Regions from separate parts of the Homo sapiens genome. Here region 2 is linked to region 1. The links are chromatin loops, found by intact Hi-C in ENCODE. Cell type or tissue: psoas muscle. All regions are shown on one strand.

What was found. Hi-C counts contacts between places; a loop is a spot of excess contacts. Peaks named below come from ENCODE experiments on the same cell type or tissue, not always from the same donor. Only the 100,000 strongest peaks of a DNase experiment are listed, where the experiment ranks them.
Region 2: a loop joins it to region 1, with 7 times the contacts of the local background. A loop is called at or near these places in 36 of 110 quality-filtered maps.

What each region holds. Positions count from the first base shown.
Region 1 is chr18:47,048,216-47,056,215 of GRCh38, reverse strand. KATNAL2 (katanin catalytic subunit A1 like 2) reads right to left here. Exons shown (of 18, transcript NM_001387690.1): 5 at 3,170-3,336; 6 at 1,778-1,820. Among named protein-coding and RNA genes, the nearest start is that of ELOA2, 17 kb to the right of the region's middle. In psoas muscle, a CTCF peak has its summit at 5,632 (motif pointing left); no DNase peak of the experiment used is centred here; H3K4me3 peaks cover 318 bases; H3K27ac peaks cover 700 bases.
Region 2 is chr18:47,199,025-47,207,024 of GRCh38, reverse strand. SKOR2 (SKI family transcriptional corepressor 2) reads left to right here. Exons shown (of 9, transcript NM_001278063.4): 9 at 133-856. Among named protein-coding and RNA genes, the nearest start is that of IER3IP1, 27 kb to the right of the region's middle. In psoas muscle, a CTCF peak has its summit at 1,918 (motif pointing right); no DNase peak of the experiment used is centred here.

The DNA.
Region 1 (8,000 bases):
CCTTATTTTATTAAATTTCGTCTTGTTACTTTGAACCCATCTCTGGAATTGCCAAGATCTTTTGGGATCCCATTTCTGTCATCCATCACATTAGATAACCTTTCCTCCCTTGGTTCATCAGCAAATCTTTAAGTGGGGATTATAAATCTTTTCCAAGATTAGGAAAAGACACTTTGATTTGCTAATAGCCAGTCTCATGACATGTCTCATTTTAGTAACTATATTTGAGTATAAATTGTCCGCAGAAACACCATTCATTACTTTCCTAGTTATTCCTCCTGATTCTAACCATTTGCTATTCAACTTTTACACTTGCCACATACAAACATCTACTCAGAGAGGAGCTGAGGAGCCCCCACACTGTCAAATGTGCCACGGTGCTCCTTGCCTAAGGGGAACAAAGCACTCTGACACCATTCACTCACAGAGCATTTGCCAGGGAAGAATGCTGAGAAGGTTCCAGAAAAATAGAATCCAAAAGCCTTCCGAAGCTGGCTGCAAACGCTCCTCATGATTTCTATGCACAAGCAGTTATCATTTATTACCCAGAGTCTGACTAACTTTGTGGAAACTATAAATAAAAGAATAACACTTTTGTCAAAGCGATAAAACTCTTCCTGCAGAATAGCACAAAGCAAAGGTAGCCCGAGGCCAAGTATTATAACAAGTAGGATCGTGGAGCGTGCGTGGGCTCCACAGCCATTTTTGCAAGCTGTGCCCACCAGCCCTGTAAAGTGTCCTAGGCCCTTCCTTCTGAGGCTGGAACAAGGGAACTGGAGTCGCAGGGGTGGGAAATGTAGCGGAGGCATAACAGAATCCATACCTCTTGAGGGCCTAATAAGTTGCATGTGATTACAATCTAACTTTTCTTTTTCCAAGAGCATTTTAAGACTTTAAACACTTTGTTGACTGCTTGGATGGCTGTGTCTTTCCATGAGGTTTAGGCCCTACTGTAATAGCAACAGCCCACAGGTTGCGATGCCCCAGAGCTGGCCCTCACTGGCAGCCGGCAGCAGCACCCTTGTTCCCCTGGGTATTTCTGAACAGCTCTGACAGTGGAGGGGTCTATGGGAGTGGGGCGAGAGGAATGCGAAGGACACTGGCAAGAGTAGGGGGCCTTGTGAGAGAATATGTGCACCCAAAAAGGTCCAGAGACAGAGGGGCTCCCATCAGAGGCTACAAGCCCCAAATGAGATTTGGACTTGAGAAGCTGGAGAAAGGAATGCAAGATGAGCTGTGAACAGGAGGGAAAAGCAAGAGAAGAATGGGTCCCCACTGGTCAGGACTGGCGAAGCCAGAAGCCTGAGCTCACACCTCCTGGCTCATTGTTGATCTTCAGACAGGTCAGGACATCTGATCTGGGAGTGCTTGAAATTAACTAAATGATGAAAAGAGGGAAAATATTATATCTTGGGTGCTCACTGTGTGCCAGGAACTCACTATGTGTCCAAAACTTGCTCCATGCTTGTAAATAGCAGAGCCAGGAGTTGAACCTGGGTCTTTTAACCTTTGAGGTTAAGACTTTTCATACCACATGGCCTGGAAAGACAGAGCATCACAGGATATACTTATTTACAGTAAAACCAGGAGAGTAGACGGACATTGGCCCAAATCTGGGGCAGCTGTAATGAGAGAAGTCCTGGGCTGGGCCAGGTCACATGACTGCAGTCAGTATTGCTGGGAGACAGTCACAGAGCTGTGATGGTAAAGCTTCTGGAAAGGGATTCCACAAGCTCCTCGAGCCGAGTCGATTAAGAAGAATTACCATTCACTTTACCTTCTGGTCTTCCCTCTACTTCTTTGCGGTAAATTATTTTCTGCTGTGACAAAACAGACATTGGGAGGGAAAGAAAATAATTTTAAGAGTGACAAAGTGATTTTTTTCAGGTATGTTTCCCCTTTTTGCATTGTTCTTAAAATTTGAGTTTTAACCAATTGGAATCTAGAGACTTTAAGCTATTCTCATCTAGAGAGAACTGAAATTACCAGCGAAGAGAAAGAGGCCTGAGCTTCTCCAGCATCTCCTCACAGAGGAAGATTGCAAAGGGCTCAGATATTAAACATGTCAGAGACTGTGGACCTGGTGGCAACTCCAATATAGGCTAGCTTTACAGCTACCATTTCATTACGCTTTCATGAACTTGACACCATTTTGCTGCATTACATGGGACACCAGGATGATTGCACGAATCTGGCAGGGAACACTGAAGTCATACTCTGCTAGTTAAAATAAAAATAACGTGTCCAATATCATAGGAGAATTTGGGTATCATGCTAGATGGGAACTAGCCATCTGGAAGTGAGATCATGTCACTAACAGTGCTGATCACCCTGTGTTTAGGAGTCTGGGCTGTCTCTTCAAGGCCCACATCTAACCACCTGCCAAGGAAGTCAAGCTCTGAATGCTGCATTGGAAGGGAGCTCAGATAAAATACCTCTTTGACCTTTTCTAGCTCTGAGATCTGGCCCTGGCTATTTTAAATTGATGTTCCTCTTGGTTTCCCGGTCCCTACATGAAATGTTAAAGTCTGTGGCTTAACAAGTGGCTTGTAAACAGGACAATGATCTCCCTTGGTTTATAATTACTTCCCCCACTTACAGACTTCTCAGTCAATGTTACTACAAAGCACAGGGCCCCCACTTTAGATCTTTCCTCCAGCCAGCCTTGTTGACTGCTAACCTATACTGGGTTTTTATATTATATTGATCATTATCTGGATTGATGGCTTTCAAAAGCTTTTCATTATCTATACATGAGCTATTAGCTTCCCCAATACTCATTTTTGTAGTTATTTTCAAGACAGATAATAGGTCTCCTAAAAACAAAAAAAGTCTTCTGTCATTTATCCTCTTCCAACAGTTCTTTTCATCTCTAAGGAAATTAAAGTAATGCTAATCATCTGAAAAGTACCTATGATACACTGGGGTTTTGCTTTCATTGCCTGAAAACACATTTTCTCAAACAAATGCCAAAGTGCCTAAAGGGATATCAGTGTCCAGGTAATCATATTTCAGTTGTCTGTGCTGGATATGAGAATGGCTACACAATCCTCCTGGCCTACTCCTTTGGTGCAGGGTGAGGGTCTCCATCTATCTGGGAATAAGATGAGAAAGAAACACTAATCTTACAGATGAGACAAAGCCTTATCTCTAGAAAATAGGCATGTACCTGTGTCTGATGACTTTTTGACAATTTTGGGGTATTTCTGAAATTTTACAAAATAATAACTCTCATATTCCATCAAAATAGTTTCAAGATCAATGTTGTCACAAACTTCAAACCGTCGTAACCCCAGTTTAGTTTCTTGCTCCAAAGCATTTGCTGTATCGATATACCTGGCAGTTTCACAGAATAAAAAGAAGAAATTAACTGAGGTGAAAAGAATAATGGCTAACAGGCATTACAAGTCTAAAGGGATGCAATACAAAAAGTAAGCCTATATATAGCACATTAGATGAAAACTAGTATGTGCATAGGAGGTTTGCCTATAAAGAGCCCCATATTTGTTAAGTATATTTAACTATTATCTTTCAAAGCAGTTGCCTTTGAAAGTTACATACTTATTCTGGTGATGTCACCGTTGTTAAGGATGTTTTTGGAAGTGCTTAAAAGTCAAATAAGTAAATCAACCAAGAAACATCTTGTGATTTGTCTTTACTCATTTGCAGCCTAAAATGGGTATCTGCCCAAACTTGGTTACCTCTTTATTCACAGGTATTCATTTTAGGTAACATTTGGCAAAATGATAAAACCCAAATTCAACCCAAATTTGCCATCATTGAAGTAATTCACATTAACAAGTCTCGAGCACTGAAGGAAATTCCAAAGATCTACCAATCAAGATCATCAAAGAACTTTCATATAAGATAACATCCACTTGGAATGTATTATTTGTTTCTGGTAATTTTTTAATCAGTCACACATTGCACTTCAGAGTGTTTCTGTATAAAAGTAGTACCTTGATCTTTGTTCCTTACTGTCATTTTTAACTTGTTCAGTTGTAAAACTGTCCAATATAAGTGGCCTTAGCACTGGAAGCAAGGGCTGTGTCTCAAAATCCTCTGAAAGAAGAAAGACTCTCCAGGTCTTAAATTTTAGTTCTTAACTTCTTTTAAAACCAACAATTTTCTCCTGAAAAGTGTGCACATGTGCAAATTAGCATACAATTTCAGGAGCTCATCCAAGGACCCCAGATTCAGATTTCTGCTGCAGGTTAGAGTTCTTTCTGTTTCATTTGAATCTAGATCCAGGAAAGTAGAAAGAGAAAACTTTCTTTTTTAGTAGCCCTCCTCTTCTCTCTCTTTCTTTCTTTCTTTCAGACAAGGTCTCCTTATGATGCCCAGGCTGCTTTCAAACTCCTGGCCTCAAGCAATTGATTCCCTTCTTGGCCTCCAAAGTGTTGGGATTACAGGTGTGAGCCACTATGCCTAGCCTGAACTTTCTTAAAAGAAGATGCCATGATTATTTTCAATGACCTTGAAATGTATGTATCTCTCCTAAGCTAATTTTAAAGAAGCTGCAAACCACAGTCAGTTGACTCTAGCCAATCACCTTCTATACTTTTTCATGTCTCACCATGCTTCTATACTATGTCTTAATCCTCATTTTACAGAGAGAAAAACTAAATCAGTTTTTTATTAATAACTTTAGTATGGAGTAATACATATTCACTTAAGAAAAAACTAGAAAATACTGGTAAATCAAAAGAAAATTCTGCCCCTCAGAGAAAATGACTAACATTTCCTCTGTTTTTACAAACTTTTTTTAACCTTTTTTTTTTTTCTTTTTAGAGACAGGGCCTTGTTCTGTCACCTAAGCTGGAGTGGCACAATCTTGGCTCACTGCAGCCTGGAACTCCTGGGCTCAAACAATCCTCCCACCTCAGCCTTTCAAGTAGCTTGGACTACAGGCGTGCACCACCACGCCCAGCTATTTATTTTATTTTATTTTTTGTAGAGATGCGGTCTTGCTGTGCTGCCCAGGCTGGTCCCGAACGTCTGGTCTCAAGTGAGCTGAGCTTGAATGAGGTTTGAATTCGATGTGGTTGGCAGGAGGAGCCGCTAGAGATTCTTAACCAACAGAGCGACAGGACGGGACTTTAGGAGTAGTGTGCAATACTGGGCCATAATAACAAGACACAAGAGAGAGACGCAGAGGCTACTAAAATTACCCAAGCCCGAGAAGATGGATATGGAGGACTATTAATAGAAGAACCAGCATCCATGACCCTCCATTGTCTGCTGTCACCAATTCTCACTCACACATTCAAACTCTGGTCTTCTTGTTTACTTAATTGTTCCACTTAGGCTGTGCCCCTTCTTCCTCTGTGCCTCTGCCAGGAATGGCCTTACATCACATCGGTCTATTCATATTCTATACATCTTTTAAGTCCAGCTCACGTCACCCTCTCTACAAAGCTTTCCCTGATTGTTTATTTTAATCCACAGTAATCTATCCTCTGCTGAATTTGTAGAACTTCGTTAAGGCAGATCTCTTTTATTGACACTCATATGTCCTTAAAAATACCTATAGTTCATTTTCGTTTTGACAGTCCACTCATTTGTCCCTTTCCCAGCAGGTTTCGGAAAATGATCAGTTCTAGTAGAACTTTCATTGATTCACGATACAAAGAGCCATCTCGTGGCAGAAAGGAAAAATGCATGCTTTGTAAGCAGCAAACTACTTGGCCTTAACAACTACATCTGACTTTTATTTTTATCTTTTTGTTTTTACAGTTCTTCTTTCTGATACAATTTCTGGAACAAAAAATACATTGTAATAAAAAATCAGGGATAATTTGTGAAAATGGCATTGTCTTCGTTTCTAATTATTCTACCCATCTACATTCTAGTAAGTTCCTCAATGGCTATGCAAATAACATTTACTGAGATTCTGTTACTATGTTCACAGTGCTGGGACCTGGCATGGTGAGTTTAAGTTTTATAAGAGTCAACTTATCTAGGAAGACAGCATTCTCAAAGTTATCTGTGGAAAACTCGTCTCTAAAGATGGTCTGAGAAAAAAAAAAGAGTTCCTTAGGCCAGGCATGGTGGTTCATGCCAGTAATCTCAGCACTCTGGAAGCCAAGGTGGGTGGATCGCTTGAGCCCAGGAGTCCCAGACCAGCCTGGGCAACAGATAAATCTCATCTCTACCAAAAAACAAAACAAAACAACGAAACAAAAAGTAGCCATGGCGGCACGCACCTGCAGTTGAGCTAATTGGGAGGCTGAGGTGGGAGGATTGCATGAGACCACAAGTTCAAGGCCAGCTATGTCTACATAGCGAGATTCCATCTTTACCAAAAATAAATGAATAAGGAAATAAATAAATAAACAAACAGTGTCGTGGCATACACCTGTAGTTTCAGCTACACAGGAGGTTGAAGTGAGAGGATCACTTGAACCCAGGAATTTGAGGCTGCAGTGAGCCATGATTGGGCAACTGCACTCCAGCCTGGATGATAGGTGAGACCCTGTCTCCAAAACAACAACCACAATAACAAAACCCTGGAAAAGCTTTGGCCAAATTGATTTGCAAAACCTTGAATACTGTGACTTTAGTATGATATTCTCATTGCACATAGTAAATCAGATGGTCTGAGAAGTCCTGAAATGAGGGACCTAGTTTAATTTAACCCAATATCTGCCAAGCTTACCTGACCACAAAACTCTTTAACACCTATTAATATTCTGTATAACTACTGCTCCAAGTGCTGCACACACTCAGAAAAGCACCTTGAGGTATTTTAACTCAGGGTTCTTTGGATAGAGCTGAGATTCCATCAAAAGATGATGTAAAATGGGCCAAGCCCACATTCCAGTTTCTTTAAGTCCTTTGCTGAACCAAGTTGGGTATTAAGAGAATAAAACCCAAATCCTATCAATAATAGAAGTATAAGTGTAATTGTCAGGCATGATTCTAAGCATGTTACATATTTAATCCTCGTAATAATGGCATCTACCTGATACTTAGCTATACCCCATTACTCCATTCTACAGACAAGGGAACTGAAGCATAAAGAGAATAAGTAACTTGTCCAAGATCACAGATTAGCAAAGGGAAGAGCAGACATTTGAAAGAAAATAGTCTGGGCTGGGCGCGGTGGCTCACGCCTGTAATCCCAGCACTTTGGGAGGCCGAGGCGGGTGGATCACGAGGGCAGGAGATCGAGACCACGGTGAAACCCCGTCTCTACTAAAAATACAAAACAATTAGCCGGGCTTGGTGGCGGGTGCCTGTAGTCCCAGCTACTCGGGAGGCTGAGGCAGGAGAATGGCCTGAACCCAGGAGGCGGAGCTTGCAGTGAGCCGAGATCGCGCCATTGCACTCCAGGCTGGGCGAGAGAGTGAGACTCCGTCTCAAAAAAAAAAAAAAAAAAAAAAAAGAGTCTGGCTTCTAAGTTTATACGCATATCCTGGAAGCCGTCCCTATGACAACAAGCCCCACAGCCCTGTCATAGATTGAACACTTAGCACTTTCTCATATGCTACCCTTGGGGTTACTTTACTTAAGTGCCTGGTGAATAGAGCAGAGCAGCCCACTACCCACATGCAGACTGTCTGGCTTGTCAATTTCAGGAATGCTCTTATAGCCCAGATGGAGAAACAGAGGCACAGAAAGACCAAAGTCAGCCCTGCCCTGCTCCGGGGCTCAATTCCACCCCACTGCTATGTGGAGATACAGAGTTTGAGCCTAAGCTGAGAAGTGACTGATGGCCTGCCTGTCTGCTAACCATGGGACGGGGGCACTCATTTCCTTCTAGGGGGCAATAGGTTTATTGAAAGCAGTGGTTGCTGGCATGGGTAAGAGAAACAATGGGAACTCTCAGTTCGTTGTCAACTGCCTCCTGCCCTCCTCACCTTTTTCCTTTGTACCTCTCCAGGACGAGGGTCACTGGAGTCTCAAAACCGACTTTTAGTTCCAGTAGCTCCCTTATTTAATGGAGGAAAAGATGCTTATCAGACTTTTTGGGAAAATATCAAAAATTGATTGGTTTT
Region 2 (8,000 bases), 150 kb before region 1:
GATATATAACCTAGGGTAGCAGACAAAATGTCTTCTCCTAAGGAGGGTATACTAAATATTACTTTAAATGTTTTAAAATTATCTGATTATATTAGGTTCAGCTTGTCATTCTATGCTTTTGTCTTATCCCAGGTGCACAGAACTACTTACTCTTGTTCTCTTGTAAGATACAGCCTGCCATGGAGCACTTCTGACCCGTGTTAAAGACTGCAGATCGAAAGGGCTTGGGAATTAAATACAAAATCAGGTTCAGGAGAACCTAAGGACAAGTGACCTCAAAACAGCATGGACAACCATGTAAAATAGACTGTAGCAGCCATTCATTAGTGGGGGGAGGGGGGAGCCAACCAGAGCAGTCAATGCTTGTTGCATCTTTTGGTGGAACCAAAGTTCGAGTCTTTGTGTTTTTAAAGGATAGCTGAACCCAGAGCATGGGAAGTGCTGTTAGCCAGTTGGGATGGGAAATCAGCGGATGGTCCCAGGCAGTCTCAGTCCTGCACACATGGAGAAAGCAACTCTACAAAACTGTCTTCTCTTTTTGAAGAAGTGATTCTTGGTGGAAGAAAACACAAGACCCATCCTAGGAGTGGGGATAGCGTTTCAATGGATGGGAAGGCACCAGCCGTACAAACCTGCTTTTCATAGCAAACTGGACAGACTTACATGTGGCCCCTTCCTCTCTGTACTTTGCCTGCTGTATGAATGAGGATTGTATTCCTTTGGAAATATTTTACAGTTTAATATTGAGTGTAATTAAGAATATAATCATGTTATCAAAAATGGCATTTAACTCTGTTGTAGTTTCTTTAACATTCATGTGGATAAAAAAGTCTATAATAAAAAAACTATGAAGTAATGGTTGTGTTCATGTAGTTAAATGCACATTTGCTTGAGGACAACTAAGAGAAATTCATACTTTTAAAATTTTTTTGGTATAAAAATATTTGAATAAATTATTTTTGAAAACAGAATTCCTTCAAAAATGATTATTAAAGGCTAGCCCAGCGTTTGGTCATTGTCAGCATCTGGACAACTCCTCCATTGTTTTAGGATCTTTGTATAGGTAAAGGAATGTTCTAAATTCCTGCTAGGTCTTCCAGTAGTGTTGCTGATAGAGCCCATCGTAGGCCTTCCTACTTACTGTGATGTTAAATCCAAGTCCACAAGATCATATTATGCCCCAAATTCTGCTTTTCAGATGAGAGAGTTAAATAGTGAACACTTTGCAGCCAAGATTTCTAAGGTAATGTGGGTTGCACAGAAGTCCACCATGGATGACCTCCCAACCTGAGGTTGCCAAAGCCCATCCTAACTGAAAAAACATCTCACCATTGGCATCCCTCAACAGATTTCAAAACAGCCTTCAGATGCATCGCCATGAGATTTAATACTTTTTCCCCACCAGCTTTATTACCATGAACTATCCCAAAAAGCTTCACAACTTACCCTTGAGATAAATGCTCTTATCTTGGCTGTGACAATAAAAAACCAAAGGAGGGATACTCATTTGTGATCTTCCTAGCCTATGAAGGATGAGAAGCTGCATTCGAGAAGGAATGTAAACCAAGTCCCAGAGTCTGGAAACAGGTTCTCAGTGACCACTAGCAGAAACTAATATGAAGATGCTGTGACAAAAAATGTTCTCTTTGAGCTGTTCTTCCAGGAGGGGCCTGGGTGCAGGTATGAGTCTCACACAGTCCTTTGGACATGATACATGTTTCTAAAACTGGTAATTGTACCTAGGTGTGTAATTTGAGCAGTCAGGTAAGTGGAGAATTTTCTCCGATATAAGCATGAAATTTCACAAAGGGATGGAAGCCCTGTGGCTCTTAGCTTTGTACTTTAAGCCAAGGATATCAGAGGTGGCAGAAAATCATCTGGGAGGTCACAAACCTGGCTTCATGACTAGCCACCAGGGGACAGCAGAGGTCATTTTCTATAGAATCCAATGCAAACTCTAGGACCAGATAGCTTCTCAGAGCAAGAGCAGCTTGGCCCAGGAGTTTGGAGGGAGAATAACAGATTTACAGATAAATTTAAGGTCTTTGTCCTGCAGCTGCATCAACTGGCAGTGTAAACCGGCCTGAAATGTCATTCTTTCCTTTCCAATTGCAACTTTAAATATCTATGAGTTATTAGTGGTAAAATATCAGCAAATGATCTTGTAGCAAAAGAGAGATAACCCAATAACTTGACCAGTATGTCTGCAGCACTCTGGACATATTAACCATGGCATAACTCTGCATTGAGTTCATGGCCAAGTTCAGTACAGAAAACCATTTGCCTCTGCTGCTAAGAATGTTAAAACTATCGCTTCTCGGCCTTTTGGCTAAGATCAAGTGAAGAATGTTAAAACTGCATTGGTGCCTTCCAGTTCTCCACCTAAATTCCAGATTCCAAAGAAGCCCAGCTATACATGTCTCTGAGTGCCAGGGGACTCCTGTTGACCTTACTCCCATGCCTTAGAGTCTCCATTCATTACAAGCACTAGAGCCTAACAATCCTCCGAGTAACCATAAAGCTACACGCCAAAAACCCAAAGCTTCAGAGAAAAAGAGTCAAGGAAATCACATATGTGATGTGGAAACATGTCATTTACCCCATGTGTTTTCTCATTAAGAAGAGTGAACATCTTTTTCCTGTTCTAGTAATGTTTATTGCTTTTAAGTTGGAGCAAAAGAATTCTTCCCTAAAACTGGATATAATTGTGTTATCTGAGCTGCCTTGTGGAAACAGACAGGACATCCATCTCAAGTGCTGCATGGGGCTAAAAATAAAGCTACTCCTCAGAAAGACATGTAAAAATTCTTGGTGTACAAAATGACAGCAGAAAAAAAATGCTGTGCTCTTTTCTTTGTTTTATCATGTCAAAATTCCAAGGTCAATCCAAATACTAGCTAATAAAGCATGCAGGCAATGCAAATACAATTCTCTATTTTAATTCCAAATTAAATTATAAAATCAGAAAAAGCATCAGCAAATCAAAGCAAAAATCCAGGCCCGAACAATAAAGTATTTCCTGTTGGGGCAGACCAGACATTTCAGACTGATGCTTTCCATCCTCAGAATGCCTGAGTAATTGCTTGTCTGTTTGCCACAGGCAAGGAGAGAGGGACATCACATCCCAATTTCCTTAGATTGAACAATGAGTGTGGCCTCTGCTCTGTGGGAAATAGAGAGAACTCTCTCCTAGCTACAGGGGATATGATCAAACTGATAGGAGCTCTTTCATTTAAGAGTTAAGAGTTAAGACGGTGTTGGGGTGGTCAGCAGTGAGAGAGGTTAGAGAAAAGGAACACTGTCTGAGTGGTAAGGATGTGTAACCACTGTCATTTAACTCCCAGCACTCTCCATGCTACGGGCAGAGGGCCTTTGTCTCTCTCTACAGAGTTGAGCACACAAAGTCTGACCATCTTACAAGATTCCTTATAGGCAACCCAAACCATGTTTGTAATAACAGACTCTTGTGGGGGAGATGTGTACTGTAAACTTTAGGAGGACAGAAGATGTTTGTTTCAGCTCACTACCCTCTCCCTAGTGCTTAGCATAGTCCCTGGCAGGTAGCAGCAGCACAAAACAGTTTTGTTAAATGAGTGATTCTATCTCCTTTATTTTATTTGAGCCAATCACAGAAGCAAATCAGTTCACTGTTATCGATTTAAGCTCTCTCAAAGGTTGACTTCTCATCTGATTTCAAATGATCATAATGTGGCAAATGCTAGTTGCCATCCTGTAATACTCATTCTCAGGTGGTAATACACCTAATTGAAAGATTACCTTCTCCAGGTTTACTTGCAGTTAGACATGGCCATGTGACTATATCCTGGCCAATGGGATGCAGGTAGAAACATGTGGAACTTTCAGAAAGGTAGCTTCAAAAGAGCTTTGACTTAAATATTTATTTTTTTCCTTTCCTTTTCTCTCTTTTCTGATGTCTGTAAGATGGATGGAGGCCCAGCAGCCATCTCAGGCCATGAGGTGATTTTGAAGATGAAAACCATATACTGTTAATACTATGGCATAAAAAAAATAATAAAAGCCAGGGTCCTTGGCAACTACTGAACCACCACTCCAACTCCAGACTGCCCATTTCCAAATTTATTTTATGTTGGAAGAAAATGAGGTTCTATCTTATTTAACCACATTACTTTAGATTTTCTATTAACTCTGATTATAAAACCTTTTGCTCTATTTGAGGGCCCCCATCAGCCAACAATTGCATGATTTCTTATTTATGTGACAACTTTCCAATGCATATTTATGCTGTTTATTTCATTTTATGAGCTCATTGGCCCTTTGATTTAGCTAAGGGTATTTGATATGGAGGCTAACTAGTTGCAGAGTCAACCCTAAATCCAGTTCTTCTTACTGCCATGGCAAGCTATTCTTGTCTATTTCTTGACCTCACCATCACACTAAGCCAACTGTGTAACATCTCTGATATCTCCCATTGCAGTATACGCAGGTGAAGATACGGAAAGGGGATGAACCTGAACTTGGCTGGCTTTCCAGGGTAGGATAGGAGACGGACTAGAAAAGTAAACTGTCCAAAAGGCCTCATAGGTTCTCATATGACACAAAGAAAGATGTGAGCAGGTATGTAGCCAGACCCCAACATGGGAATAGATCTCAGCAGCACAGGCAAGTTCAAAAGTAGGAGGTTGTCAATCACCATCATCCATGATACAGGGCCCTGCCACTCACATTTCACTTACGGGCAGGTTCTGTCCTTGGGGAAACACACCATTGAGAATAAATAGGTGGCAAGAAGCAAACCGAGTCCTAGACTCAAAGACATGATGGGCAGACAGCTCTTTGGCTCAGGAGCCCATGTGGGCATTGGCTCTCCCACTCAGAGGGGCAGCAAGGTAAGCTTGGGAACCCAGGAGAGGGCTCTGGGACTTCCAGATTTGAGCCTGTAACTACCACACAGGACTGGGAGGAAAAAAAGCAAAGTCTTTCTAAACGTAGCATGACTCCAGTCTTGATTTGGGACCTGAAGCAGTGTTGGAGCTTTAGGAAGAGGGATGAGAAGGGGGCTGGTTTTGAGCTAAGAAAGGTGCTGAAAAACACTGAGAGCTGACAAGACTTCTCTGCAGATGGCCACTTATTTCCATACCAAGATGAATATACATATAATTTAGAAAAAATAAAGTTACCTAAAGTAAACAATCATTCAGAAAAGCCATGACTCTGTGCTGAATTAAGAACTTCTCTAAAAGCATTGTTAACACCTGGAGTTTTCAAATAATAAAATTCATTCTTCACATCCAACTTTTACATCATCTCACTATTAAGGACAGTGGCTTCCTGGATGATTGTTAATGACAGTTTTCTTTACTATATTTTAGACCATTTAGCAAAGTTTATTGATTTATACTTCCTTGTAATTAGTTACAGTGATTGAAATAGCTTTTATGGCCCTCTAGGGATTGACTTTTTAAAGAATCAACATTTCCCCCAAATTGTGTGTTTTAAAACACGGTTAAATACTGTTTGAATTCAGTACTAAACTATCATTGGTGAAACTGTAATTTTATGTGTAGTTGCTTTTTCATCCCTCTGCTTATATGGCACTATCATCCAATTACTTGGCAGCCAATAATAATACCAGCAGCCAACTTTCATTGAGTGATTACAGTAAGATGAACATTGTGCTAAGTTTATGCACAATGCTTAATGCATTATTTCATTTAATCCTCTCAACAACCCTATGAAGTAGGGACTATTTAATTGAAATTTAAAGGAGTTAAGCTACTCAGCTGATTAAGTAGAAAAGTAGGAGTTTGAAACTAGGGCGATTGTGACTTCAAAAATCTCTGCTTTTAACCATTACATTGCTCCCTACACAGGTGAGTTGGCAGTGCCCAGACTTTCACAATCTGAAGGGTGCTGGAAGACCCCTCTTAAACAAAAATATCTCCCCTCGCTAATCTCACTTGAAGCTGAAATTTCACAACTAGCATGATTTCTTTGACTAAGTATTATATGTTTCTAGTAAGATAAACACTCCAAGACAGTGCTATTCAAAGTGTCTTCTGTCAAAGAGCTAACACTATAAAGCTCTTAGAAGAAAATATAAAAGTAGATCTTCATAACCTTGGGTCAAACAATGTTTTCACGCATACAAGACCAAAAACACTAGTGACAAAAGAAAAAATAAATTTGACTTCCTTAAAGTTACAAACTTTTGTGCTACAAATGATAACATCAAGAAGGTAAAAGAAGACCAGCTCACAGTAAAGGGAAATGTTTGCAGATAATATATCTGATAAGGGACTTGCTTTCAGAACACATAAAGAGCACTTACAACATGATAATAAAAAGACAAATAACCAAATTTTAAAAATGAACAGAAGACTTGAATAGATATTTCCCCAAAGAAGTTATATGAACACTGAATACATGAAAAGATGTTCAACACTATGAGTTATCAGGCAAATGCAAATCAAAACCACAATGAAATACCATTTCACATCCACTAGAATGGCCAATATCAAAAAACAAAAACAAGTATTGGTGAAGATGTAGGAAAATTGGAACTATTATACATTGCTAGTGAGAATGCAAACTGGTGTGCAGCCACTCCATAAGCAGTTTGACGGTTCCTCAGAAAAGTAAACAGAATTACCATATTACCCAGCAACTCCCCTCCTGGGTATATACACAAAAGTTTTGAAAACAAGTACTCAAATACTTGCATAAAAATATTCACAGCAGCACTATTTGCAATAGTCACAAGGTGAAAACAACCCAAATGTGGTTTATCCATAAAATGGAATATTACTCAATCATGAAAAGAAATGAAGTATTGACACATGCTACAACATGAATGAAACTTAAAAATATATCCTAAGTGAAAGAAGTCAGACATAAAACGTCACATATTGCATGATTCTATTTTTATGTAATATTTATAATAGGTAAATCCATAGAGACAGAAAGCAAACTGGTGGTTTCCAGTGTCTGTTTAGGGATAAGGAGACAATTGAGAGAGCTTGCTTAATGGGTACAGAGTTTTCTTTTGGAGTGATTAAAATGTTTTGGAGCTAGACAGAGGTGGTAGTTTTACAATATTGTGAGTATATTAAATGCCACTGACTAGTACACCTTAGAATGGTTCCACATAAATTTTATGATTGCTTTTTCTATTTCTTTGAAGAATGTCATTGGTATTTTGACAGAGATTGCATTGAGTCTGTAAATTGCTTTGGGTAGTATTGATATTTTAACAATTTTAATTCTTCTAATCCATGAATGTAGAATATCTTTCCATTTCCTGGGGTCCGCTTCAATTTCTTTCATCAGTGTGTTATAGTTTTCCTTCTATAGATCTTTCATTTCTTTGATTAAATTAATTCCTAGGTATTTTATATATTTTGTAGCTATTGTACATGAGATTGCTCTCTTGATTTTTTTCAGATTGTTTGCTATTGATGTGTATAAATGCTACTGATTTTTGTATATTGATTTTGTATCCTGCAATCTTAGTGAATTTGTTATTCAGTTCTAAGTTTTTTTGGTAGAGTCTTTAGATTTTTCTAAATAAAAGATTATGTCATCTGTGAACAAGGTTAATTTGATTTCTTTCTTTCCAATTTGAATGTCCTTTATTTTTTTCTCTTGCCTAATTTCTTTGGCCATAACTTCCAGTATTACGTTGAATTAAAGTGATGAATCTGGACATACTTGTCTTGTTCCAGATTTTAAAGGAAAGGCTTTCAATTTGTCCCCGTTAATGTTAGCTGTGGTTTGTCATATGCGGCCTTCATTATCTTGAGATATGTTTCTTCCTTTCTTTCTTTCTTTTTTCTTTTTTTTTTTTTAGGCAGGGTGTTACTCCCATTGCCCAAGCTGGAGTGCAGTGGTGCAATCTCAGCTCACTGCAGCCTTAACTTCCCAGGCTCAAGTGATTCTCCCACCTCAGTCTCCCAAGTAGCTGGGACTACAGGCACGCACCACCATGCCCAGCTAACTTTTTGTATTTCTAGTAGAAATGA